7 separate regions of the Homo sapiens genome follow, and regions 2, 3, 4, 5, 6 and 7 are each linked to region 1. The links are chromatin contacts, found by Hi-C or POLR2A ChIA-PET in ENCODE. All regions are on one chromosome and are shown on one strand. Each heading gives the region's core, a stretch centred on a gene start or an enhancer-like site at or near the end of the contact. The rest is flanking DNA. Distances are from core to core; before and after follow the strand shown. Region 1 holds the start of THOP1 (thimet oligopeptidase 1). Region 2 holds the start of KLF16 (KLF transcription factor 16). Region 3 holds the start of SCAMP4 (secretory carrier membrane protein 4). Region 4 holds the start of CACTIN (cactin, spliceosome C complex subunit). Region 5 holds the start of MFSD12 (major facilitator superfamily domain containing 12). Region 6 overlaps NFIC (nuclear factor I C). Region 7 overlaps DOT1L (DOT1 like histone lysine methyltransferase).

Region 1 (3,443 bases), core at 1-2,500:
GTGGTGGGCGCCTGAAATCCCAGCTGCTTGGGAGGCTGAAGCAGCATAGCTTGAACCCGGGAGGCGGAGGTTGCGGTGAGCCTGTGTGAGCAGAGATTGCACCACTACACCCCAGCCTGGGAGACACAGACTGTCTCAAAAAATAAACCAACAAATAAATAAATAAACAGTACACAGGTCACATCGCCCCTTTGCCTCTAAATTAAAAGGGTCTTGGCTGGGTACAGTGGCTCATGTCTGTAATCCCAGCACTTTGGGAGGCCGAGGCAGGTGGATTGCTTGAACCCAGGACTTCAAGACCAGCCTGGGCAACATGGCGAAACCTCGTTTCTACAAAAAATTAGCCAAGTGTGGTGGTGCAGGCCTGTAGTCCCAGTTACTCAGGTGGCTGAGGCGGGAGGATTGACTGAGTCCAAGAGTTCGAGGCTGCAGGGAGTCGTGATCGCACCACTGCACTCCCGCTTGGGAGACAAAGTAAATAAATAACAAAATTAAAAGGTCCCCTCGTTACGTTCCAGCCAAACTGACTTTCTGCTCTCCAAACACGTTCCCTCCTCCCGGGACGCCTCCTTCCCCGGTCTTGGCAGGACACTTGCTTCTCCCAATCAAGCAAGTCGACGCTCACCTCTTCAGAAAAGCCCCCCAGGAACCACCCTCTCTCTAAAAACGTGTCCCTGGGACTGCCCCGTTCGTGTTTATCTGCACCAGAGCACCGATCCCTCCCTATCTTCGATCCTCTCTTATTTAATTTTTGAATGTCTGTCTGTGGCTCTAGAATTCCAGGAAAACGGGACTGGAGTCGTTAAATCACGGCCTCCCCAGGGTCCGCCACGGGGCCCGACCCATCCGGAAGGGAAGCGCCATCAACTTTGCAGAATGAATGAAGCGCTGGAAAAGCTGGTTCATTCATTCGGCAAACGAGAGAGCAGGGTCGTCCACCTCCCCCGCTGCCCCTCCAGCCCGGCCGAGGGTGGCTCGGGGGTCGCTTCGCTCCAGCCTTAGGCCCAAGTCGCGACCCCGGGAGGAGCGAGGGTGCAGGGGACGCCCGGGTCCGGCGAGCGGGGTAGTCGGTACCTGCGGGGGGCTTCATGGCGGGTGGGTCTGCGCCTGCGGCTCCCTCCCTCCTTCCACCTGCTACGCGTCCAGCCACCTCGGCCACTGAGGCCGCCTGCCTCGGCCCAACCGCCGCCACCGCCGCCACGGCCGCCTGAGGACCAAGGGGCCCGCCGCCCGCGCTCCCGGGGCATGCTGGGGCGGCGCGCGCACAGGGAGGGCAGGACGCACGCGCCCCTGAGCCCCGCCCACAGCTAAAGGAGGAGGGCCGGGAGTGCGCTGGAGCCCTCTGCGCACTCGCCGTAACCCTCCCGGTCCGTTATTGGTCTCGGCGGTGCGTGGGCGGAGCCTCTTGCTCTACCATTCCAGAGCCGCTGGGGTGGCTAGGACGGACGGTTTCCTTGGAAACCGCGCACGCCGCTGACGCCTCTGAGCCTCTGCGCGGCTCATTGCGCTGAGACTTCGCTTGGGCTTCAGGCTACCGCGTTAATGTGTACTTGCCTCGCTTCTTATAGCTGTGTGTTGGGCCAGTGTTATTATTGATCGCTTACTGTATATCCCAGGCCCACTTTCCAGCATCTGAATCCGACGAATCAATTAAATTAACCAGAAGTTTTGGTGCTTTGGTTGTTTTTGAGACGGAGTCTCGCTCTGTCGCCCAGGCTGGAGTGCAGTAGCAGCAATCTCGGCTCACTGCAACCTCCGCCTCCCTGGTTCAAGTAATTTTCCTGCCTCAGCCTTTCCAGGAGCTGGGACTACAGGCGCCAGCCCCCACCCCGGCTAATTTTTGTATTTTTAGTAAAGAGGGGGTTTCACCATGTTGGCCAGGATGGTCTTGATCTCTTGACCTCGTGATCCGCCCGCCTCGGCCTCCCAAAGTGCTGGGATTACAGGTGTGAGCCACCGCGCCGGGCCAAGTTTTTTTTTTTTTTTTTTTTTTTGTCAGAAACAAAAGCAAGTAAACGGATTCATGTCAAATAACAGGTGTTGTGGAACAGTGCAGTAGCCTGACCTACATGCAGTGTTGTGGGTTAAAACAAAAAACATCTTGAACCATCTGTCTTGAACTGTTAGGGCACCCAGAAAAAACAATGTACTACAATTAAACTGGCAAAAACCAAAACAACCGACCTCCTTTCTTCCCTTTTTTTGTTTTTGTTTTGTTTTCTTTTGCTTTGGAGGGGCTGGAGGGAGTCTCGCTCAGTCGCCCAGGCTGGAGTGCAATGGCGCGATCTCGGCTCGCTGCAACCTCTGCCTCTCGGGTTCAAGCGATTCTCCTGTCTCAGCGTCCCGAGTAGCTGGGACTACAAATGCCCGCACCACGCCCGGCTAATTTTTGCATTTTTAGTAGATACAGGGTTTCACCGTGTTGGCCAGGCTGGTCTCGAACTCCTGACATCAAGTGATCTGCCCCCTGGCCTCCCAAAGTGCTGGGATTACAGGCGTGAGCCACCACGGCCGGCCTCACCTCCTTTATTTCTGCAAAAGAAATTAAAATAATCCACGCCATTAATCGTGCATGTATTTTGAGTAGGACGAAAATGAATTGGGAGAACATTTCTGGCAACTGTAACTTAGATGGTGATCAGTTTTCTGTCGTCCTTGGAAATGTCTCATCACATGTCTTGAGCAACACCAAGATTAATTTTACATCGGCGTTCATTTTCGCTGTTCCCTGTGCCTGGGGTCCGTTTGGACTTTCCTATCCTTGAAATCCAAATGTAAAGGATGATCTTTCCTACCCATCCCATGCGACTTAGCTCCCAGTGACAATCACACTACCTTCATTTTTTTTTTCTTAGTGTTTGCTGTGAAATTTGTTTCTCTATTTATGTACTAGTTTATTAGTTTATAGTCCGTCTACCCCAATGCAAAATAATGAGAGTAGACACTTTGCTGGTTTTTATGGCTGCTTTGCAATAAATATTGAATGAATATTAGGCACCTGCTGTCTACAAATGGCTCTATACTCACAAACGTCTCACACTGCATGAAAGAATGCATTTGTGGGTGAGTAGATGGGTGGGTGAATAAATGAACAAAGATAGTAAGCGGGTAACACTGACTCCCATTCATTGCGCAGCTGTGACGCTCTGGAGTCCAGGTGTCCAAACGCGGCTGCACCACGTGGCCGGCCCAGCACCACGTGGTCAGCTCGGCGACCGGCTGGAGTCAGCCACTGTTCCACCGTGCACCGCTTCATTCCCGCTCTAGAGGGCAAACCAGACCCGATTTCCGGCCTCCATTAGGTCGCAGAGGTCAGTTGCCCTAACAACCAGCTGGTTCCCGCCTCTACGTTGCGTCACTTCCTTCCACGCCCGCCTCCATCATTAACGCGCCTGTGCAGAAGGGAAGCAACTCCGGGCGCCTTTCTTTTGCGCAGGCGTCGC
Region 2 (3,443 bases), core at 356-2,855, 920 kb after region 1:
CTGAACCTCCTCTCTCTCGGCTCCGCTCTGTCCAGCCACGTAGAGTGGGCTTACTGGGGCCCAGGGAGGGCTCAGCTGGCTTAACCAAGCATGGTTGAGCCCAGGCGCAGTGCGGGCGACCCAGGGAACAGTGGTCAGCCTCAGGGCGTCAGCTGGGGTTGCAGGTGGGCGGGGGATGGGGCTAGAGAAGCCCCGAATCGGGTCAGGGCCTCTGTCCATGCCCAACCCAGAGCAGGAGGTCGCCGCAGGCCAAAGCAGCTCCGCCCCCTGGAGGCAGCTCCGGCCACTGCGCAGTCCCCGCCGCCCCGCCGGAGCTGGGAAGGGGCGGGAGCGCGGTCGCGACCGAGGGGGGCCGCCCAGTTTCTGTGCCCCCGCCGCCTTGGGCCTGCGAACTGGGCCATCCGCGTCCCTGGTGTCCCCCCTAATATTTAACAAGTTGGCCTGGACGTCCTCGCGGCCGGGAGGCCCGAATACCTGGCCTCAGTTTTCCCGTCCGAACCCCAAGAATCGATGCCTGGGAATGGAAAGAGAAGCCCCGGACCCCGGTGTCCCAGCAGGGCGGGGAACCTCTGACCCGCTCAGGCGCCCCCAGCCCAGCCCAGCCCTTTGCGTTCGGCCCCCTCTTCCCGTCCCCCTATCCCGACCCTCTGGGACCCAACCGGCCCTCCCCACCCCCAGTGGGGCGCGCTCTAGTAGCTCCGGAACTGGGTGCAAAAAGAGGAACGAACGCAGCCTTGCCCCACCCTCCCGGGCCCCGCCGCGGGCGCGGGATACCGGGTGTCTCGGCCGGGAGGCTCCGAGGGGCTCTGTGAGCGGCGAGGGGGAACCCCAGAGAAGAGGACGAGCAGATGCCTGAGTGCGGGGTCAAAGCAGGGCCCCAGGCCGGGAGAAGAGGGGGGAAGGGTCGCGCACGTGGCCTGGGGGCGGGGCCGGCCGCTTCCGCACCCCTCCAACCCCGGCCACGTGGGGATCGGAGCCCTCCTCCATCGCGAACGGGGGCGCGCCCGGGGCCAGGAGGGAAGCATCCGGGGAGGGGGCGGGCTCCCGCCGGCCGCGCGCCCCGGCGTGGGGTGGGCGCGCCAGCGAGGAGGCGGGGCGCGCTCTGGGAGGGAGGGGCGTGCCGGGATGGGGCGGGGCGCGCTCTCGGAAGGAGGGGCGTGCCGGAGAGGGGGCGGGGTCCTCGGCCTCCCGCCCCGGCTTGAGGGGGTGGTGCTCCGGGAAAGGGTACGGGGGCGCGCGCTGGAGTGGGGCGCGCCGGGAGGGGGCGGGGCTCCCGGCCTTGCACCCTAGCGCGGAGAAGGCGCGCTCCGGGCCTAAGACGCTAGGCGCTGGCGGAGGCCGGAGTGGGCGCGCCGGGGGGCGGGTTCCTCCGGCCCGAGCCCCGCCCCCGGCGGCCGCGCGCGGCTCGGAGAGTGGTGGAGGGCGCGCCGGGCGGGGGGCGTGGCTGCGGCGCCCCGAGGGGGCGTCCTCCGGGCGGGGCGGGCTGTGGCCGCCCCCGCGGGCTCCGGTGCGTCAGGACGCGTCAGGCGGGGCGGGGCAGGCCGAGCGCGGGCGTCGGCGGCGGCGCGCGCCGGGCCTCCTCCTCCTCCTCCTCCGCCTCCCGCACTCGAGCAGCCGCCGCCGGCCGGACGGACGCCGCTCCCGCCGCCTCCGCTCCGCCCGCCGCGCCGCGCGCCCTTGCTCGGCATGTCGGCGGCCGTGGCGTGCGTGGATTACTTCGCCGCCGACGTGCTCATGGCCATCTCTTCGGGCGCCGTGGTGCACCGCGGGCGGCCCGGCCCCGAGGGCGCGGGCCCCGCCGCCGGCCTGGATGTGCGCGCGGCGCGCCGCGAGGCCGCCTCACCCGGGACCCCGGGGCCACCCCCGCCGCCCCCCGCCGCTTCTGGCCCGGGCCCCGGCGCCGCCGCGGCGCCCCACCTGCTGGCCGCCAGCATCCTGGCCGACCTGCGCGGCGGACCCGGAGCCGCCCCGGGGGGCGCCTCGCCCGCCTCCTCCTCCTCAGCCGCCTCGTCCCCGTCCTCGGGCCGCGCCCCCGGCGCCGCGCCCTCCGCCGCCGCCAAGAGCCACCGCTGTCCCTTCCCGGACTGCGCCAAAGCCTACTACAAGTCCTCGCACCTAAAGTCGCACCTGCGGACGCACACAGGTGAGTGCAGCCGCGATCCCGGCCCTTGCGGGGGCGGCCGCCTGAGACCCCTCCCCCGCCAGGACCCCGAAACTGCGTGGCGCGTGGGGGGCGGGGAGGGGGGCGCGCCCGGGCCGCCGCCGCGCCGGCCGGCAGGGCGGGGCCTCGGTGGGTGGGGCGCGCGCGGGGGGCGTGGCGGCCACGCGGTCGGGCGGCGAGCGGATGGCCGCCCCGGCGGCAGTGGCGGGGGCTCCGGGGGCCCAGCGAGGTCTGCGGGCGGGATTGAGACTCCTGGGCAGACCACCTCTCTCCCTTTCTGGGCCTTGTTCCGTTTTTTTTTTTTTCTTTTGCGTTCTGGTCTGGGCGGTGGGCACCGTGGTTGGAGCATCCGGCTCTGGGGTTCTGGGTTCTCCCCCTCCCCCAGCCTCAGTTTCCTTATCTGTGAAAATGGAGGAGGAACCGCGTCGCCGCCGCCGGGGTGGCCGCGCGGATTCTCCCCAGAGGTCGGCAGAGCACCTGGCGTGGGGCCAGGATGGGGGGAGCCCGGCACGTTTTCTCTGCGTTCTCTGTATTTTAACGAGGGGGAGGGCGAGGCTAGGAGCGCGGGTTGGGGCCTGAGTCTGGGCGGGGGAACTTCATAGTATTGGAGGACCCTCGAGGGGCTCGGGTCCACACTGCTGTATTTCCCTGGCGTGTTTGTTCACCCCTACCTGGCGGGCGATTCGGGAAGGTGCGCGTAGTTGGAGCGCTTCGGCTACACCAACGCCCCTCCTAGCGCAGTCCCCGGGGCGGCGAGGGGAACCGGGAGCCTGGTGGGCCTGGCTGTATTTTTTCACTCCGTCCCCTCCTAGGGTTCCACTTTCTGGACTGGGAGTTTGGACTGGGCAACAGGGGACGGTGGGCCTTGATGGCCGGCCCTGGTTTGGGCATTAGAGGTGCTTGTCCCTTCCGGGGAGGGTGGGGGGCTGGGGGAAAGCTGTGCGGCTGCCCTTGGGCTTGGCATTCTGGCCTTGCCACCAAACAGAAGACCTCTACCCGATCTGGGTCTCAATTTTCTCATTTCTATCAAGAGTGCGATGCTGCCTCTATTTCATAGCCATAGCGGTGGCCGCTTTGGGCAGCTGGACACTCCAAGGAGGCTTGGTCCGTGGGCTCGGATTGTAGGGACACGTGGAGCAGCCGAAGGGAAGTGGGCCGTCCAGAGTGGTGGGGCTGAGATGAGCAGGGGCCGCGAATGCCTTGCGGAAGAATTGAGGGTCCATCTTTGGGGTATGGGGAGCCGCGCTGGGACGCCTGAGGGTGGAGAGCAGGAGGGCGGGTG
Region 3 (3,443 bases), core at 254-2,753, 880 kb after region 1:
GCTTGTTTCTTTACACACACACACACACACACACAATTTTTTTTTTTTTTTGAGACGGAGTCTCACTCTGTCGCCCAGGCTGGAGTGCAGTGGCACGATCCTGGCTCACTGCAAGCTCTGCCTCCTGAGTTCACACCATTTTCCTGCCTCAGCCTCCTTTGGGAGTAGCCGGGACCACAGGCGTCCACCACCATGCCTGGCTTTTTTTTATTTTTAGTAGAGACAGGGTTTCACCGTGTTAGCCAGGATGGTCTTGATCTCCTGATCTCGTGATCCACCCGCCTTGGCCTCCCAAAGTGCTAGGATTACAGGCGTGAGCCACCACGGCCGGCGCTACACGTATGTATTTTATTTATTTATTTAGAGACAGGGTCTCGCTCTGTTGCCCAGGCTGGAATGCAGTAGTGCCATCACAGTTCACTGCAGCCTCAACCTCCGGGGCTCAAGCAATCCTCCTGCCTCAGCCTCCCAAGTAGCTGGGACCACAGACATGTGTCACCATGCCTGGCTTATTAAAAAAAAATCTTTTTTTCTTTTTTTTGGAGAGTGAGTCTTGCTAGCTTGCTCAGCCTGGAGTACAATGGTGCCATCTTGGCTCACTGCAACCTCCACCTCCCAAGTCCAAGCGATTCTCCTGCCTTGGCCTCCCCAGTAGCTGGTTTTACAGGCGCGTGACACCACGCCCAGCTAATTTTTGTATTTTTGGCAGAGATGGAGTTTCACCATGTTAGACAGGCTGGTCTCGAACTCCGGACCTCAGGTGATCCACTCGCCTTGGCCTCCCAAAGTGCTGGGGTTATAGGGTGAGGAACTGCACCCAGCCGTCCTTGTTTCCACGGAGTCGATCCTCTGTTTCTGGCCACCCTACAAGGAGGCCTTCTCTGCAAGACAGCGGGGAACCTCGGTCCTCGGGGTAGTGTGTGGGAGATAACTGGGGGCCTGTGATACAAAAACCTGAAAAACTCATACTCTAGGTAACGATGAGGAACGATGGTCAATTCTGGGGATGTACCAAGGCCTAGGGGAATCTCCACATAAAGGCGAATCAGAGCTGGGGAGGAAGGACGCGAAGGCTACGGAAACTCGCGAGAGCGCGGTTCAGAGGCAGGGGACTGCGGGACATGACCTGAGGAAGGGCCACCGGAAGCAGCTGGAGGATACGGGGTCTCCCGCACCGACCATAAGGGCGCACACGCGCAGAAAGGCGCTAGGCCCGGGGGAGCGCGGTCCTGAGGCTTCCCCCAGGCCAGCGCCGCGCGCGCGCGCGCACGCGCATTCGCGCCGCCTCCCCGCGTCGCCCACCGGCCCGCCCGAGACGCGCGCGAGGCTGGCCTGGGCCCCCCGTTTTCTCCCCACAAACGGCCGGCGCCCCTCACCGCCGAGACCCCCCATGTCAGCCCCTACTCCCCCTCTGGGGAAGTCTGAGCCTGGAGAACCCGAGACCTCGGGGCCGCGCGCTTACCTGAGGGATCCGGGCGCGAGCGCAGCGCTTCGCCAAGTCTTAGCAACCGGCCCGGCCCAACCCACCTCACCCCGCCTCGTCTCCGCCTGGAGCCGCGGAGCACGACGGGAGCGTAGTTCCAGGGGCGGGATCTTCGCCAGGCCAAGGTGGGGCAAGGACTACAATTGCTAGTAGGCACTGCGCGCCGCCGCCTCGCCCCGCCCCGCTCCGGCACTGCGCTCACATGACCTCCGGGCGGCGGGAGGGGAGGAGAGGCGGGGCCGCTGCGCTGGGCGAGCGCTGAGTTTGCAGGTTCGAATCCCATCAAGCGGCCAGGGAAAACTCGGAACCCGGGGGATCTTTGGAAGGTTAGCAGAGTGGGAAGGATGAGGCAGAGGGGGTATATGACACCCGTCCCCTGAGTCCGGGATGGGGCCAGGTTCCAGTTCTGCCTGTTACTGCACTCCGGCGTGGGCCGCCCTCAGGTTTGAGTTTTCTCACCAGTAACGTAGGTGAAGAAGACCTCTTGCCTCTCCTGGGCCAAACAAGCACATTTTTTTTTTTTTTTTTGAGACGTAGCCTCAGTCTGTCACCCAGGCTGGAGTGCAGTGCTAGGCTCACTGCAACCTCCACCTCCTGGGTTCAAGCGATTTCTGGCTAGTTTTTGTACTTTTAGTAGAGAAGGGGTTTCACCAAAACATGCATATTTTATGAGCAATTTGTTACTCCTTCCAGTTGGACAGGTTTAACCAAGTGGTTCTCAACGGGAGGGAATTTGTCATCCCCTCCCCCAACAGCTTGACAGTGCCTGGCTGTAACCAGCTCAGGCTCCGATGCCAGAGTCTTGACAAACCAGTAAGGAGGAAAAAGTGCAGTGAAAGGAAGGTGACTTCCTTTCAGAGTTCGCAGCAGGGAGGCAGCTGGTTTAGGCCTCCAGAAACCCCTTCAAACTTGAGGCTGGGGTGAGGGGCTAAAAAAGGGGAACTGGGAATGGTGGGTGTGCAGGGGAGGTGCTGATTATAAGCTCTGTGTGTTCATGAATTTTGGTGGCTTAAAAGCGCAGGCTGGCCTCATCCTAATAAGGGCCGGGTTGCAGACCACCTTGAGGAAATCTCTGGGATTTTGCAGGTGGGTCTCCGTGCTTGGCCTGTCTCCAGATTAGCTCTAAAACGTTCTTTCTTTTTTCTTTTTTTTCGAGACAGTCTCGCTCTTGTCACCGAGGCTGGAGTGCAGCAGCACGATCTCAGCTCACCGCAACCTCCACCTCCCAGATTCAAGTGATTCTCCTGCCTCAGCCTCCCGAGTAGCTGGGATTACAGGCACACGCCACCACACCTGGCTAATTTTGTATTTTTAATAGAGATGGGGTTTCTCCATGTTGGTCAGGCTGGTCTCAAACTCCTGACTTCAGGTGATCTGCCCGCCTCGGCCTCCCAAAGTGCTGAGATTACAGGCGTGAGCCACCGTGCCCAGCCTGTTCCTGGAACTTTTAGGTAATCACATAATTAGATGCATACAGTTAGGTAAACCTGCAGAGTGTGAGGGAGTTTATGGTGAGAAAGGGGAGGACGTGTTTCAAAGAAAGTGCATTTCAAGGTCGGATGCGGTGGCTCATGCCTGTACTCCCAGCACTTTGAGAGGCCAAGGTGGGTGGATCACCTGAGGTCAGGGGTTCGAGACCAGCCTGGCCAACATGGCGAAACCCCATCTCCACTAAAAATACAAAAATTAGCCAGGCATGGTGGCAGGGGCCTTTAATCCCAGCTGCTGGGAAGGCTGAGGCAGGAGAATCACTTGAACCCGGGAGACGAAGGTTGCGATGAGCTGAGATCGCACCATTGCACTCTGTTGCCTGGGCGACAGAGTGAGACTCCATCTCAAAAAAAAAAAAAAAAAAAAAAAAAAAAAAAAACAGCATTCCAGGAAACTATTTCGCTCTCAGTTGCTTTCTTTTTTCCTTTTCTGAATAAAAACTCAGACTGCTGTGAGTTTCACTTTTTCT
Region 4 (3,443 bases), core at 286-2,785, 840 kb before region 1:
AGTGCAATGATGCGATCTCAACTCACAGGAACCTCTGCCTCCTGGGTTCAAGCGATTCTTCTGCCTCAGCCTCCCGAGTAGCTGGAATTACAAGCATGCCACCATGCCCAGCTAATTTTTGTATTTTTAGTAGAGACGGGGTTTCGCCATGTTGGACAGGCTGGTCTCGAACTCCTGACCTCAAGATCCACCTGCCACGGCCTCCCAAAGTGTTGGGATTACAGGCATGAGCCACTGCACCCCACTCAAGATAAACATTTTAATTTTCTTTTTTTTTTTGAGACGGAGTCTTGCTCTATCGCCGAGGCCATAGCGCAGTGGCACGATCTCGGCTCACTGCGACCTCCGCCTCCCAGGTTCAAGCAATTCTCCCTGCCTCAACCTCCCAAGTAGCTGGGATCACAGGTGCATGCCACCACACCCGGCTAATTTTTGTATTATTTAGTAGAGATAGGGTTTCACCATATTGGCCAGGCTGGTCTTGAACTCCCGACCTCAGGTGATCCGCCCGCCTCGGCCTCTCAAAGTGCTGGGGTTACAGGCGTGAGCCACCGTGCCCGGCCAAGATAAATATTTTAAAAGTTAGCTTAAATTACTATCATCCTCCATAAACAGGCCTTCCCAGCCCCGAGTGGTTAGAACTGCACGGGGTGGTGGTAGCAGCCACCATGGGCTAGGGGAGCTCAGGATGGGACATCAGCGTCTTCTAGGTCTCTGGCCTCCAGCCTTGCCCCTGAAGTCCGTCCTCCCACGCCAAACTTGTTTCAACAGCAAGTCCCCCAAACCCTGCTCACAACCCTCCCACGGGTCCCCAGCACCCACACCACAAAGCTGGGCAGCCTGGGTTGAGAAGGCAAGTGTTAAGAGTGACTTTCCCTCTCTGAGCCTCAGTTTCCCCGTCTCTAAAATGGGTTGATGGGGGAATACAGGGAGTTATCAAAGTTTTTGTTTTTTTTTAAAGCTTAACTCCCAAAATACATAGGTGTTCATTGGCAGGTGGTGGAGCATAACGATGACTCTCATAAGAAGGCTTTTCAGTTTCTGTCCCCGCGCCCGCCCTCTGCCCTCTGGAGCTGCCTGGCACCTAACACCTTCCCGGTTCCTCGCCTTTCGGGGACCTCGCTCCCCGGACACGCCTCTCCTCGGCCACGCCCCTGGCCACGCCAATGAAGCGCTACTTCCGACCTAGACCCGCTTCTTATTGGTCTCGCCTCGGCAGGCCCCTCCCTGCACAAGGTTCCTAGTTTGCCCTTGCCCCGCCCACAGTTTCTCAGGCCCCCTGAGGCGTGGGGACCCGCCTAGGGCTGCCTCCAGCACTGCCTGAAAGGAGACTCCGCCACCCTGGAGGCAACAATCCCACTGGAGTCAATCACGCGGTCCACATTTGCAGACGTAGTGGAAAGTCTGGGGTGTCGGAGTCCTTGCGGGCTGGGGCGACGGGATGGGTTGCTCTTTCCCGGCTCAGGCGCAAACGGGGCAGCCTGGAGAGCGCCGTGGGCGAGGAAGGCCCCCAGCGCAGGCTTCGGCTATTGGTGTTGGTGCCGCGGCCACTGGCCCAGCCGATGGGTCGGGACACACGCTCGCGCTCGCGGTCCGCGGGTCGCCGGGGCCGAAGGCGGCAGAGTCAGAGCGGGAGCCGAAGTCGGAGCAGGAGCCATGGGCGGCGAAACCGACGGCGCCGGGAGGACGAGGGACGGCGCAGACGGAGGCGGCGGAGCCGGGAGCGCAGGTGGGGTCGCTGCGGGAGCAGCGCTGGGGATCCGGCTCCTACCTCAGGAGCGCCCGACCGAGGGTTGGAGATCCCGGGGAACCGGGAAACCCCCGACTTACTCGGGGAGGGCTTCCTAGAGAAGGGGACAATTGACCACCGGTTGGAATTAACCTGGCAGCGGAAGGAAGGCGAGAGGCGTTCCAGGCAGGGGACCGGGCGGTTGGAGGGACAGCCCGGAGCCGGGTGAGCGAGGCGGCGGGGAGGTAACGAGAGATCAGATCATATCATATCGAGCCCTGTGTGCTCAGCACATTAGATCTTGGCTATTAGTCGGAGGGAAATGGAGAGTCTTGAGAGGAGTTTGGGTAGGGGAGTGACGTGGACTGACTTAACTCTGCATACTTTCTGGCTTTGAGGTGGAGAAGGGATGGAGCGGGGTAGGCAGGAGCGGCATCAGAGTAGGACGGCACAATTGTCCAGACAGTAGATGATGGCAGTCTCGATGGGAGGGAGGCTGTAGTCAACCACAGCGGGCAAAGTGCGTAGATTTCAGAGGGATTCTGGAAGTAGAGGAGACAACATTTGCTAATGGAGGTGGGCTGTGGGAGGGAAAAAGACTCGGTGTCAGCTGGCAGGACTCACAGCTGATTCCTAGTGCCTGAATCTCAGCTTCCCCATGGTCCTTTTCTTCTGGAGATGGGGCACTTGGTCGGATTTGCCTTGAGCCGGCTCCAGTACAGAGAAACCAAAATGGGGACAGGGACTGATTCCCAGACCGGGGCCCCAGTGCTGGCTCAGCCCCTTCGTGGCTGACACTCAGGCCAGTCTTGCCCCGCTCTGGGCCAAGTTCACTCATCGGTTGTTGGTTTTTTTGTTTGTTTGTTTTTGAGACGGAGTCTTGCTCTGTCGCCCAGGCTGGGGTGCAGTGGCACGATCTCGGCTGTTACCTCTGCCTCCTGGGTTCAAGCGATTCTTCAGCCTCAGCCTCCCCGGTAGCTGGGGTTACAGGTGCTTGTTGCCACACCCAGCTAATTTTTGAATTTTTTCGTAGAGCTGGGATTTCTCCATATTGGCCAGGCAGGTCTTGAACTCCTGGCCTCAAGTGATCTGCCCGCCTCGGCCTCCCAAAGTGCTGGGATTACAGGCGTGAGCCACCGCGCCTGCCCATAAGTCTTGTTAATGTCATCTTTGTGTTTTTTCGCCTACCATTTTCTGGTATTGGAATTATTCACAATAATTTGCCACTCTAGATATGTAATTAGAATTAATGTTCACGAAAATTCAGTTGAACTTGTGGCCAATATTTAAGGGCTCTGCAATGATTGGTTTCAACATAGTTTAGATTTTTTTGACATGAGCTTAATGGGTAGAGCATTTAACAAAATATTTGGCAGTTCTCTGTGTACAAAGACCCCTAAACGTGACTGAGCGCAGTGGCTCACATCTGTAATCCCAACACTTTGGGAGGCTGAGACAGGAGGCTTGCCTGAGCCCAGGAGTTCAAGACCAGCCTGGGCAACATAGCAAGACCCCTCTGTACAAAAAAATGTAAAGAGTTACCTGGGCGTGGTGGTGTGTGCCTGTAGTCCCCGCTACTCAGGAGGCTGAGGCGAGAGGATGGCTTGAGCCCAGGAGGTCAAGGCTGCAGTGAGCTCTGATCATGCACTCCAGCCTGTGTGACAGAGGGAGACTCTGTCTCTAATAAATAAAAATATAGACCTTGTCTCTAGTA
Region 5 (3,443 bases), core at 561-3,060, 770 kb before region 1:
GTTGGAGTGCAGTGGTGCAATCATACCTCACTGCAGACTGCAAGGCCAAATATACTGCTGTAGGCCGGGCGCGGTGGCTCGTGACTGTAATCCCAACACTTTGGGAGGCCAAGGCGGGTGGGTCACTTCAGTTCAGGAGTTTGAGACCAGCCTGGCCAATATGGGGAAACCCCGTCTCTACTAAAAATACAAAAATTAGCTGGGCGTGGTGGTGGGTGCTCGTAGTCCCAGCTACTCGGGAGGCTGAGGCAGGAGAATCGCTGGAACTCGGGAGGCAGAGGCTGCAGTGAGCTGAGATTGCAACACAGCACTCCAGCCTGGGTGACAGACGGAGACTCCATCTCAAAAAGAGAGAGAGAGAGAGAAAGAAAGAAAGAAAACTGCTGGAGACCCGCCCGATGCAGAGGCTCATGTTTGTAATCCCAGAGCTTCTGGAGGCCAGGGTGGGAGGCTTGCTTGAGACCAGGAGTTTGAGGTCAACCTAAGCATCATAGTGAGACCCTGTCTCTCCAAAATTAAAAATACAAAAGTTAGCCACATGTGGTGATGCGTGCCTGTAGTCCCAGCTACCTGGGAGGCTGAGACAGGAGGATTACTTGAGCCCTGAAGATTGAGGCTGTAGTGAGCCATGATTGCACCAATGCACTGCAGCCTGGGCCACAGAGCAAGACCGTTTCTTTCTTTCTTTCTTTCTTTTTTGAGGCGGCGTTTCACTCTTGTTATCCAGGCTGGAGTGCAATGGCGCGGTCTTGGCTCACTGCAACCTCTGCCTCCTGGGTCAAGCGATTCTCCTGCCTCAGCCTCCAAAGTAGCTGGGATTACAGGCACCTGTCACCACGCTCGGCTAATTTTTGTATTTTTAATAGAGACGGGTTTCACCTTGTTGGCCAGGCTGGTCTCAAACTCCTGACCTCAGGTGATCCGCCCGCCTCGGCCTCCCAAAGTGCTGGGATTACAGGCGTGAGTCACCGCGCCCGTCTCAAGACCCTGTTTCTGAAATAAATAAAAAGAGGAAAGAAGAGAAAATGCTGCTGGAAGGAGTAGGGCCTGAGTTAGGGGGAACCGCACACACCCCCTGGAGGAACTTGAAACCCTCAGTCCGGTGACCCGTTTGTGGGAGGACGTTGGTTGGACGGGGAGGGTCGCGCGCACAGGCCTGGGAGTCACAGACGCCTGACTCACTGCGAGCCTCGGGCAACTCTGTTCCTCGCCTGTAAAATGAGAGTGAAATTTGCGTCACCACGTGGGGCTCTTTGCAGGCAACGCTCGTTAAAGGCCAGCTGGTACTATTATGTTGATTACCCCCATCATTACCGTTAGTAACCAATTAATTAGTGTTGTTGCGTCCTCTCCGCGCCCGATCGCGTCTCTCTAGGCCGGGGAGTCAGCGGACCCCGAGGCCAGCTCGGGCTCAGACCTCCCCCCAACCCCAAATCCAGAGCCCGTCCCACTCGCTCCACCCCGGCCCGCAGTGGGCTGTCCAGCTCCGGGTGGACTGGGGTGGTGCGGGCCTGGAGGCCGGGTCTGGGTGGGAGCCGGCGGTGCCCTCTGGTCCATTTCCTTCCCCAGTCTATGGGGGTGCCGGCCACTCCTGCGGCGCGCTCGGGGTTCGCCCTCATACCCGGCGGGCGCTAGGACCGCGTGGGCGCCCGTCGTAGAGGCGGAACGAGCCCTGCGGCCACGCCCCTCTCCTCTCTCCTTGGCGATTGGCTGCGGTTCCCCGGGGCGCGGCTCCGATTGGCTCAGGCACCGGAACCTCCCCGCCCTGCCCCGCCCGGCGCAGTCGCCCGGCTCTGGGGCCCGGCGGCTGCAGAGTCGAGCGTGGGGCGGACGCGGCGGACGTGGGTGAGGGCGCGGCCGTAAGAGAGCGGGACGCGGGGTGCCCGGCGCGTGGTGGGGGTCCCCGGCGCCTGCCCCCACGGCACCCAAGAAGGCCTGGCCAGGGTACCCTCCGCGGAGCCCGGGGGTGGGGGGCGCGGGCCCGGCGCCGCGATGGGCCCGGGACCCCCAGCGGCCGGAGCGGCGCCGTCCCCGCGGCCGCTGTCCCTGGTGGCGCGGCTGAGCTACGCCGTGGGCCACTTCCTCAACGACCTGTGCGCGTCCATGTGGTTCACCTACCTGCTGCTCTACCTGCACTCGGTGCGCGCCTACAGCTCCCGCGGCGCGGGGCTGCTGCTGCTGCTGGGCCAGGTGGCCGACGGGCTGTGCACACCGCTCGTGGGCTACGAGGCCGACCGCGCCGCCAGCTGCTGCGCCCGCTACGGCCCGCGCAAGGCCTGGCACCTGGTCGGTAAGCGTCCCGGCCCCGCCACCTGTCGGGCAGCCCCTCCGAGACTCCGCGACCCGGGCGCCTCCTCCCTCTGACTCACCACCCGCCGTCTGCCTGCCTCAGGATCGGAGTCTCCCCTCGGTCTGTCTGTCCCGTGGCCCGAGCTTCCCTGCACTGTCTGTCCACGGCCTTAACCTCCCCTATGTATCTGTCTGCCCTATGAGCTGAGTTTTCACCCCTCTGTCTGTCCCCTGGCCCGAACCTCCCCTGTCTGTCTGTCTGTGCCCATGGCCTGAGCTTCCTCCATCAGTCCCACCACCCAGCCCCCTCTCTCTGCCTGCCTGGGACCTAAGTCTCCCCTGTTTGTCTGCCCCATGAGCTGAGTTTTCACCCCTCTGGCTGTTCCGTGGCCTGAGCCTCCCCCGTCTGTCTGACTACCCAGTGGCCCCTCTGTGGTGTCACTCCTGAGCCTCCCCTGCCTGTCCCACCATCCAGCATCCCCCGTCTTTCTGCCCCATGGCCTGAGCCTCCCCCGTCTGACTGTGCTGTGCCTCCCCCATCTGTCTGACTGTGCAGTGCCTCCCCCATCTGTCCAACTGTGCAGGGCTTCTCTATCTGCCTGAGCCATGAGCCTCCCCCATCTGTCTGTTTAACTGCCCCGTATCCCCTCTGTCTGTCCCTTGGTCCAGCCTCCCCTGTCTGCCTCAGAGCTGCTGTCTGACCTGCGGGGCCCTCACCATCTGACTACATGACTTTCTAGTGGGAATGCCTTTGTTTGTCTGAGCCCCCGGGCCACCCTGAACCCTCTGGAGGGTTGGTGGTGACTGCTCAGCGCCTCCTTTGTCAGTCTGTCTAGCCTGAGCTCGTCTATTAGGGTGACCAACTGGGACAGCTATGGCTGAGGGACAGTCAGGCCCCCTAGAGCCTCCTCTCTCTCTGTGTGTTCTGCCAGGGCAACCTGGTGCGTCAGCAGTTTGAGGGTGCTGCTCCGGGAGTTGAGAGTTGGGAGCCGCCTGGGTGGGACTGGAGGGTCAGGGGTCTCTGCCCTGTTCTTGCATTGCCTCTATCTGTCTGGCCAGGGTCAGGGACCCCCTAGGTCTGGGGGAGCTGCCCTGATTAGAGAGGGCTGTTGGGAGGGCAGGAGGCTGGCGTCATGGGCTGGGTCACCCTGCCC
Region 6 (3,443 bases), core at 447-2,946, 650 kb before region 1:
CACCCCCATTGTGGAGATGAAGAAACTGAGGCTTAGAGAAGTTAAGTGATGTGCCCCAGGTTACACAGCACACAGAGCTAGACACGGGCAGGGCTGGGATCTGAACCCAGGTCTCTCCAATGCCTGAATCTGACCTCTTAATCCTAATGTTATACTGCTTCTAAAAATCCTACAGGTGGCCGGGAGCAGTGGCTCACACCTGTCATCCCAGCACTTTGGGAGGCCGAGGTGGGTGGATCACCTGAGGTCAGGAGTTTGAGACCAGACTGGCCAACATGGTGAAACACTGTCTCTACTAAAAATATAAAGATTAGCCGGGTGTGGTGGTGGGTGCCTGTAATCCCAGCTACTTGGGAGGCTGAGGCAGGAGAATTGCTTGAACTCAGGAGGAAGGGTTGCAGTGAGCCAAGATCTCGCCACTGCACTCCAGCCTGGGTGACAGAGCAAGACTCCATCTCAAAAAACAAAAATTAAAAAAAAATAAGAGGGGCCCGGCATGGTGGCTCACACCTGGAATCCCAGCACTTTGGGAGGACGAGGCAGGAGGAAAGATCACACTTGAACTCAGGAGTTCAAGACCAGCTTAGGCAACATAGTGAGACCCCATCTCTACCAAAAAAAAAAAAAAAAAAAAAAAAAAAATTAACGGCGCATGGCAGTATGCACCTGCAGTCCGATACTTGGGAGGCTGAGGCAGGAGGATCACTTGAACCTGGGAGGTCGAGGCTGCAGTGAGCCAAGATTGCACCCCGGCACTCCAGCCTGGGCAGCAGACCGAGACTCCGTTTCAAAAACAAACAAACAAACAAACAAACAAAAACAGAGGCCGGGCGTGGTGGCTCACGCCTGTAATCCCAGAACTTTGGGAGGCCGAGGCGGGCGAATCACCTGAGGTCGGGAGTTTGAGACCAGCCTGACCAACATGGTGAAACCCCGTCTGTACTAAAAATAGAAAAAATTAGCCGGGCATGGTGGTGCATGCCTGTAATCCCAGTTACTTGGGAGGCTGAGGTAGGACAATTGCTTGAACCAGGGAGGTGGAGGCTGCAGTGAGCGGAGATCGCGCCATTGCACTCCAGCCTGGGCAACAAGAGCGAAACTCCATCTCAAAAAAAAGAAAGAAAGAAAGAAAGAAAGAAAGACACCCCAGAGAGGACCCTTCTGAAGACAGAAAAGCAAGAGGATAAAATCTTCCTAGAAAACGACGCCATGGGAATGGAGACCCTACAGAAAGGAGACGAGTCTCCTGCAGAACCAGAAGATCCCATGGAGATGGGAACCTGGTTAAAAAAAAAAGTAACCTCAAGAAGGACCCCAATGAGAAGGGATCCGGCATCTCAGGACCTTCTAGAGGGGAAGAGGACAAACAGGGTCCCTACAGACGAGGGATTCTATGACAGATCCCAGGAAGAGGCGCCCTGTTGATCAGAGTCACTACTGAGTCCATCCTGCAGCTCGGGGACCCCACAGAGATGTGGCATTCACGGCCGGAGGGCAGGAGAGTCAGGCAGGGGACAGTCTCTGCCCTCCTTCGCCGCAGCGGAACCAAAGAGATCCGAGAACGCGAACCCGGACCGTACTTCCAGCCAAGCGCAGCTCGGGACGACTACAATTCCCAGGAGGCCCCGCGGCTCCAGGCCGGCTTCCTGCCCCGCGGCGCCCGCGCAGTGGCTGCCGGAAGACGTAGTTCCCGCCACGGTGACTCAGACCGGAAGGCCGGCTCCGCCCCCGCCACCAGCCCTACCTCCTTCCATGTCCTCCGTCCAGTTGCGGCTGCTACTCGTGGGCGAGCTGGGCGAAGTGTAGTAATCGCCGCCAGGGCTCGTGTCCACGTCTTCCTCCATCGAGCCCGATTTGTGCCGCTTGCTCCTTATGGGCGAGGGAAGGGGAGAGGCTGGTTACCAGGGAGACGCGGGGCGGGGGGCGCGACGGCGGGCTTTGCTACTTCCGGTCCTTAAGTGAGCGGGGGCGAGGGAGGTAGTATCGCGAGACATCGCGGGAGCCGCGGGCGTTCAGCCCGTTCCCTACGAACGCCTGTTCCAACCTGTCCATTGCTTGGATGGGACACCCGGGCCAGAGGCAGGGAGGGTCTCAACACAGGTCGGACACCAAGCTAGCATGGTGGAGACCAAAACCCAGGCAGCCTGGCTAATCTCCTGGCCACCTGTAGTCCTCAGAACTGCCTGTTAGGGGTATGATCCCATTTTATGGATGGGGAAACTGGGGCACACACAGTGTGACCTGCTCGAGGTCACAAAGCATATCTCAGCAACAACCTGTGTCTGCATTCTTCTGGGTGGGGAGGGTCCTAAGGGCTGGCTGAGCCGGCAGGACTTGAGGCTGGGGGAGCCCACGGTGGGCTGTCAGGGCTAGGGGAAGAGGCACGTGGGGCTGGCTGGGTTTTGAAGGATGAGATGAGTAGGAGTTTCTCAGGCCAGGTGAATCGTGAAAAGAGGTATTCCAGGGAGAGGAATGAGTCAGCTCGGGCCAGAGGGGATGGGTTGATGAATGGGGTCATGAAATGCCCAGAGGTGGGGACCTGGGTACTTACCCACTGGAGGAGGTGCTGGGCAGCGTTCTTCTGAGGCCAGTGCTGGCTGGGTTCAGGTCGTATGCCAGGTGCCCCTGCAGCTCCCCCAGGGAGAAGTTGGGTCCTGTTCCAGTCACCACGGGTGCTGCAGAGGGTGACAGAGGAGAGTGAGGCAGGAAGCAGTGCCCAGTGCTGCGGTTTGCTTTAGAGAGGTAGGGAAAGCCACTGGGTGCAGTCCAAAGGGGGACCCCCTTCCCATATTGGCCCGGTTCCTAGGGTGGCTGAAACCAGTTTTATTCTATGGATCAGAGGACCAAGGCCATGGGGAGAGGCCAAGAGCACACTGTGAGGCAGAGGTGTAGCCAAAGCTGGAGGCCAGGCTCTGCTGATCTGGACAGGGAAGGTGTCAGTCAGGGCTAAAGAAGGACAGCGCCCAGGACTCGCTGGGGTGGGATTCAGACAGTGTGTGACGGAATGTGCTGGGTCCCCAGCAGGTCAGCAGAGAAAGCAAGGGGACAGGAGGGGCGGGGTCCTTTGGGGTCTCCTGGGACAGGACAGTGGAGGCCCCAGGGAGGAGGAGGGATGCTGGGGCAGAAGTTTCCTTAGTTGCCATCCAGCATTTAGATTCTGTTTCCTGGAGAGGTGGGAGGGAGCCCTGACCTTGGGCTCTGGGAAGGGCCTGGCCACCTCCCTTTCTAGGAACCTTGGCTTAGTGACACAGGGGGTTGTCTGGAAAGGACAAGGAGTAGGGTGAGGGGGGTGGGCTCCTTCCTCCCTGCGGCCCCCTCCCCTCTCCAAGACCCAGCTCAGGGCTGACGGGAACACTCACTCCGGGACACTTGGATGAGCTCAGTGACGCTGAACACGCCGGAGGTGACAAAGCTCTCCTGGAAGTCGGTCGTGTCTGGAACAG
Region 7 (3,443 bases), core at 663-3,162, 610 kb after region 1:
ATCCGCGGCTCACCTCGAGTTCTCTCCTCTCTTGGGGTCTGCATCAGGACCCTCTTTTTCCAGCAGCAAAGCAACACAGGAGGGAGGCTGGACGCGCTGACCAGAACTCTCCTCGCCCTCGTCTGAGCACAGGCTGACAGACACCGACCCTCTAGCCTGAGGCCAAAGCCACAGCGTGACAGGGAAGGAGGAAAGCGCGGGACTCGTGGGCCTCCTAAAGCCACAGCGTGACAGGGAAGGAGGAAAGCGCGGGACTCGTGGGCCTCCATGCAGGGAAAAACGCTCCAGGACGCTAGGGGAGACCAGCACTGACTGCTGAGGCGGCAGCGTTTCCTTTTGGGGTGATTAGAACGTTCTGGAATTAGACAATGGTGACGACTGCACAATCTGTGAATATACTAAAACACACTGAAATGTACACTTAAAACGGGTGAACTTTTTTTTTTTTTTTGAGATGGAGTCTCGCGCAGTTGCCCAGGCTGGAGTGCAGTGGCACGATCTCAGCTCACTGCAAGCTCCGCCTCCTGGGTTCATGCCATTCTCACGTCCAGCCTAAAACAGGTGAACTTTATGATACGTGAACTGTCACAACAAGGATGTTATTTCAAAAAAAAGAGGAAAAATATTGCCAGGCGCAGTGGCTCACGCCTGTAATCCCAGCACTTTGGGAGGCAGGGCAGGCAGACCACGAGGTCAGGAGTTTGAGACCAGCCTGATTAACATGGTGAAACCCCGTCTCCACTAAAAATACAAAAACTAGCTGGGCCTGGTGGCACACATCTGTAATCCCAGCTACTCGGGAGGCTGAGGCAGGAGAATGGCTTGAACCCAGGAGGCGGAGGTTTCAGTAAGCCGAGATGGCGCCACTGCACTCCAGCCTGAGTAAAAAGAGTGAGACTCTGTCTTCAAAAAAAAAAAAAGAAAGAAAGAAAAGTGGCTGGCCGGGCACGGTGGCTCACACCTGTGATCCCAGCACTTTGGGAGCCCAAGGCGGGTGGATCATGAGGTCAGGAGATCGAGACCATCCTGGCTAACATGGTGAAACCCCATCTCTGCTAAAAATACAAAAAATTAGCTGGGCGTGGCGGCGGGCGCCTGTAGTCCCAGCTACTCGGGAGGCTGAGGCAGGGGAATCACTTGAACCCTGAAGGCGGAGCTTGCAGTGAGCAGAGATCGCGCCACTGCACTCCAGCCTGGGCCACAGAGCGAGACTCCGTCTCAAAAAAAAAAAAAAGGAAAGAAAAGAAAACAAAAAAGAAAAGTGCGTCCGAGGAGTGGGAGCTGCATGCTGTGCAGAACTCCACAGGCCCAGAGAGCCTCCAAGTGAGTTTCAGTCACTCCCTCCCAGGGCCTTCTTTCCTCCCCTGGGGTTTCCACACTAGCTGATGAATTACCTACAAGGTTATCACTATTTGCACAATGTGACCATCTGTTATCTTCACGTCCCTGGAGTCTGAGATACCAGGAAGGACGTGGAGCCGGGCAATCACTTCTGTGATTCCAATGCAAAAGCCGCCCCTTCTTTTCTCCAGGAAGCCCCACTTGTAACTGCCGCGCATACATTCTGGGCACTTGAATCTGTGTCTCCAGAGCTGCAGCCCGCAAACGAGGCCCAAATACACTCCCATTACGCTAACTTCACCTCAGGTCCTTCCCTCAGGGGGACACAGTGGGCGGGGACTGCACGCAGCAAGCCTGGATCTTGGCCAGGGCCTGCCGGACATGCATGGTCCCAGGAAGCACTCAGGAAATAAAAGCAGGGCTACCCCCAGGAGAAGGCATGTACACGAACACGGAGCGACACCCGGCGGCGGTCGGTGCCCGGGACCCCAGGCGATGAAAGGCACAGCTCTTGGCGTCTCCTGGCCCGCCCTCGGTGGTGGGGCTGCCCCAAGCTCTGTGAGTGATGAGCAGCATCCTTGGGCTTCCCCCACCCCGGTGGTGACAACCGCAAAGGTCTCTAGACGCCACCAGGTGTCCCCTGGGGGCAGAGCCACCTCCACCCCTGAGAACTGCTGTTTGAACCTTCCAGGGCCAGGAATTCATTCTTTCAGCCTACAGGCAGGAAGAAGAGGGCTCAGTACAATTCGGGACCAGAAGGGCTCAATGCAGGGATCCTCCAGGTAAAAGGCTCTGCCAGTGCCACAGCATTCTCGCAGTCCTTCCCCTGGAGGACTCCTCTGGGGCCCCTGCTGTACCTTAGACCCCACCACACAGCCTGAGGCTGAGGCCCAAAGCTTATCAAAGTTACCACTAGCCTGGGGCAACACAGCAAGGCCCCACCAAAAAATACAAAATTTAGCCAGGCGTGGTGGCTCATGCCTGTAATCCCAGCTACTCAGGAGGCTGAAGGAAGAGAATCCTTTCAGCCTGGGAGGCGGAGAATGCAGTCAGCAGATATCGAGCCACTGCACTCCAGCCTGGGTGACAAAGCAAGACCCTATCCCAAAAATAATGAGAGAAACAACACTCTAAAGGACAGGTTCTGGGAGACTCTTGGAGGGGGACAGGTTCCAGGAGACTCCTGGAGGGGGACAGGTCCCGGGAGACACACGTTCCGGGAGACTCCTGGAGGGAGTGGGCCCTTCCCCCATGCCTTGCCCTGAGGATCCATTTCTCAGTATTCATGGGCATCCCACAGATCGTCCTTTATCATTAACCAAAGGACCTAAGTGTTTCTCGGGAGTTCTGTGAGCCACTGAGGCAATGTAATCAAGCCGAGGTAAGGGTGACGGGAACCTGGATTTACAGCCGACCGGTCACTCAGAAGCACAGGTCACAACGTGAGGCCTCTAACTGGCATGGAAAGTGGGGGAGTCTTGGGGACTGAGCCCTTACCCCGTGGGATCTGAGCCTGTGTCGAGGTAGACATGCTGGAAGTGAGTTGAATCGGGGCTGCCCAGTAGGAAACACAGAACTGATGAATCCCCGGGTACCCGTATCTGGTTCCGCAACTCCTCTGTGTTGACTGCGGAGAGCACAGGAGGAACCGTGTTGGGTCCTTCCTACACCTCACACTGCTGGAAGATAAAAACAGCTCCAAGCAGTCCGTGCCCAGTGAGGCATGCAAAATGCATCAGGTCCAGAGAGACAAGAGCAAGGATTTCAGTCACGCCTCCCAACCACACCAGGGGCAAGCGTGGAAAGGCATCTATCTGTTCCTGCATCCTGGTCTCGGACACTATCTTCCTGTTCCTGGAATCTGTAACACCAAGAGTGATTTGCAGCCATCAATGGCCAATATTACTTGAACAAAAATTCTTTTTTCCTTTATCTAATTTTGTCTGTTTGTTTGAGACAGAGTCTCACTCTGTCGACCAGTCTGGAGTGTAATGGCATGATCTCAGCTCACTGCAGCCTCCCCCTCTCGGGTTCAAGCAATTCTCCGGATTATAGGCAACCGCCACCACGCCCAGCTAATTTTTGTATTTTTGGTAAATACG

What was found. Hi-C counts contacts between places; a loop is a spot of excess contacts on that map. ChIA-PET counts read pairs that join two places held with the same protein, here RNA polymerase II (POLR2A). Pooled maps may share reads with other maps.
Region 2: a loop to region 1 is called in a map of naive thymus-derived CD4-positive, alpha-beta T cell, with 9 times the contacts of the local background. The contact joins the promoter of KLF16 here to the promoter of THOP1 in region 1. A Hi-C loop is called at or near these places in 1 of 168 maps with a recorded cell type or tissue (naive thymus-derived CD4-positive, alpha-beta T cell), 5 of 37 single-sample maps with no recorded cell type and 11 of 50 pooled maps.
Region 3: a loop to region 1 is called in a pooled map, with 10 times the contacts of the local background. The contact joins the promoter of SCAMP4 here to the promoter of THOP1 in region 1. A Hi-C loop is called at or near these places in 1 of 37 single-sample maps with no recorded cell type and 7 of 50 pooled maps.
Region 4: a loop to region 1 is called in a map of ascending aorta, with 15 times the contacts of the local background. The contact joins the promoter of CACTIN here to the promoter of THOP1 in region 1. A Hi-C loop is called at or near these places in 1 of 168 maps with a recorded cell type or tissue (ascending aorta), 1 of 37 single-sample maps with no recorded cell type and 14 of 50 pooled maps.
Region 5: a map of naive thymus-derived CD4-positive, alpha-beta T cell shows a loop between it and region 1 (11-fold over the local background). The contact joins the promoter of MFSD12 here to the promoter of THOP1 in region 1. A Hi-C loop is called at or near these places in 1 of 168 maps with a recorded cell type or tissue (naive thymus-derived CD4-positive, alpha-beta T cell) and 5 of 50 pooled maps. POLR2A ChIA-PET finds 5 or more read pairs at or near these places in 2 of 52 experiments (H1 and activated CD4-positive, alpha-beta T cell).
Region 6: a loop to region 1 is called in a map of naive thymus-derived CD4-positive, alpha-beta T cell, with 5 times the contacts of the local background. The contact joins the enhancer-like site here to the promoter of THOP1 in region 1. A Hi-C loop is called at or near these places in 1 of 168 maps with a recorded cell type or tissue (naive thymus-derived CD4-positive, alpha-beta T cell) and 9 of 50 pooled maps. POLR2A ChIA-PET finds 5 or more read pairs at or near these places in 1 of 52 experiments (CD8-positive, alpha-beta memory T cell).
Region 7: a pooled map shows a loop between it and region 1 (7-fold over the local background). The contact joins the enhancer-like site here to the promoter of THOP1 in region 1. A Hi-C loop is called at or near these places in 2 of 168 maps with a recorded cell type or tissue (CD8-positive, alpha-beta T cell and naive thymus-derived CD4-positive, alpha-beta T cell), 19 of 37 single-sample maps with no recorded cell type and 12 of 50 pooled maps. POLR2A ChIA-PET finds 5 or more read pairs at or near these places in 1 of 52 experiments (HepG2).

Annotation. Positions count from the first base shown.
Region 1 is chr19:2,783,310-2,786,752 of GRCh38, reverse strand. It overlaps THOP1 (thimet oligopeptidase 1), which reads right to left and starts at 1,250. Exons shown (of 13, transcript NM_003249.5): 1 at 1,075-1,250. The coding sequence starts at 1,090. RefSeq lists silencers at 964-1,423, 1,454-1,563 and an enhancer at 3,049-3,118.
Region 2 is chr19:1,861,741-1,865,183 of GRCh38, reverse strand. KLF16 (KLF transcription factor 16) reads left to right here and starts at 1,605. Exons shown (of 2, transcript NM_031918.4): 1 at 1,605-2,143. The coding sequence starts at 1,687. RefSeq lists enhancers at 1-69, 3,177-3,443, silencers at 243-462, 533-1,632, 1,963-2,142, 2,193-2,362 and a promoter at 512-1,716.
Region 3 is chr19:1,903,459-1,906,901 of GRCh38, reverse strand. It overlaps SCAMP4 (secretory carrier membrane protein 4), which reads right to left and starts at 1,503. Exons shown (of 7, transcript NM_079834.4): 1 at 1,463-1,503. It overlaps ADAT3 (adenosine deaminase tRNA specific 3), which reads right to left and starts at 1,503. Exons shown (of 2, transcript NM_138422.4): 1 at 1,463-1,503. RefSeq lists enhancers at 1,000-1,089, 2,110-2,169, 2,450-2,509 and silencers at 1,250-1,399, 1,450-1,779.
Region 4 is chr19:3,624,882-3,628,324 of GRCh38, reverse strand. It overlaps CACTIN (cactin, spliceosome C complex subunit), which reads left to right and starts at 1,535. Exons shown (of 10, transcript NM_001080543.2): 1 at 1,535-1,729. The coding sequence starts at 1,563. RefSeq lists enhancers at 1,202-1,571, 1,461-2,022, 2,023-2,584, 2,585-3,146, 3,373-3,443.
Region 5 is chr19:3,555,953-3,559,395 of GRCh38, reverse strand. It overlaps MFSD12 (major facilitator superfamily domain containing 12), which reads left to right and starts at 1,810. Exons shown (of 10, transcript NM_174983.5): 1 at 1,810-2,290. The coding sequence starts at 1,993. RefSeq lists an enhancer at 971-1,265 and silencers at 1,375-1,924, 1,965-2,034, 2,215-2,384.
Region 6 is chr19:3,433,509-3,436,951 of GRCh38, reverse strand. It overlaps NFIC (nuclear factor I C), which reads right to left. Exons shown (of 11, transcript NM_001245002.2): 4 at 3,360-3,434; 5 at 2,552-2,675; 6 at 1,745-1,869. Among named protein-coding and RNA genes, the nearest start is that of SMIM24, 45 kb to the left of the region's middle. RefSeq lists enhancers at 1,316-1,365, 1,292-2,069, 2,070-2,847. Within about 2 kb of position 1,696, at least 40 of the 41 ENCODE cell types and tissues checked have a DNase peak (open chromatin) inside an H3K27ac peak, as active enhancers do.
Region 7 is chr19:2,169,985-2,173,427 of GRCh38, reverse strand. The region is part of intron 1 of DOT1L (DOT1 like histone lysine methyltransferase); the gene reads right to left. Among named protein-coding and RNA genes, the nearest start is that of DOT1L, 7.8 kb to the right of the region's middle. RefSeq lists enhancers at 1,193-1,787, 1,873-2,242, 1,788-2,382. Within about 2 kb of position 1,912, at least 15 of the 41 ENCODE cell types and tissues checked have a DNase peak (open chromatin) inside an H3K27ac peak, as active enhancers do.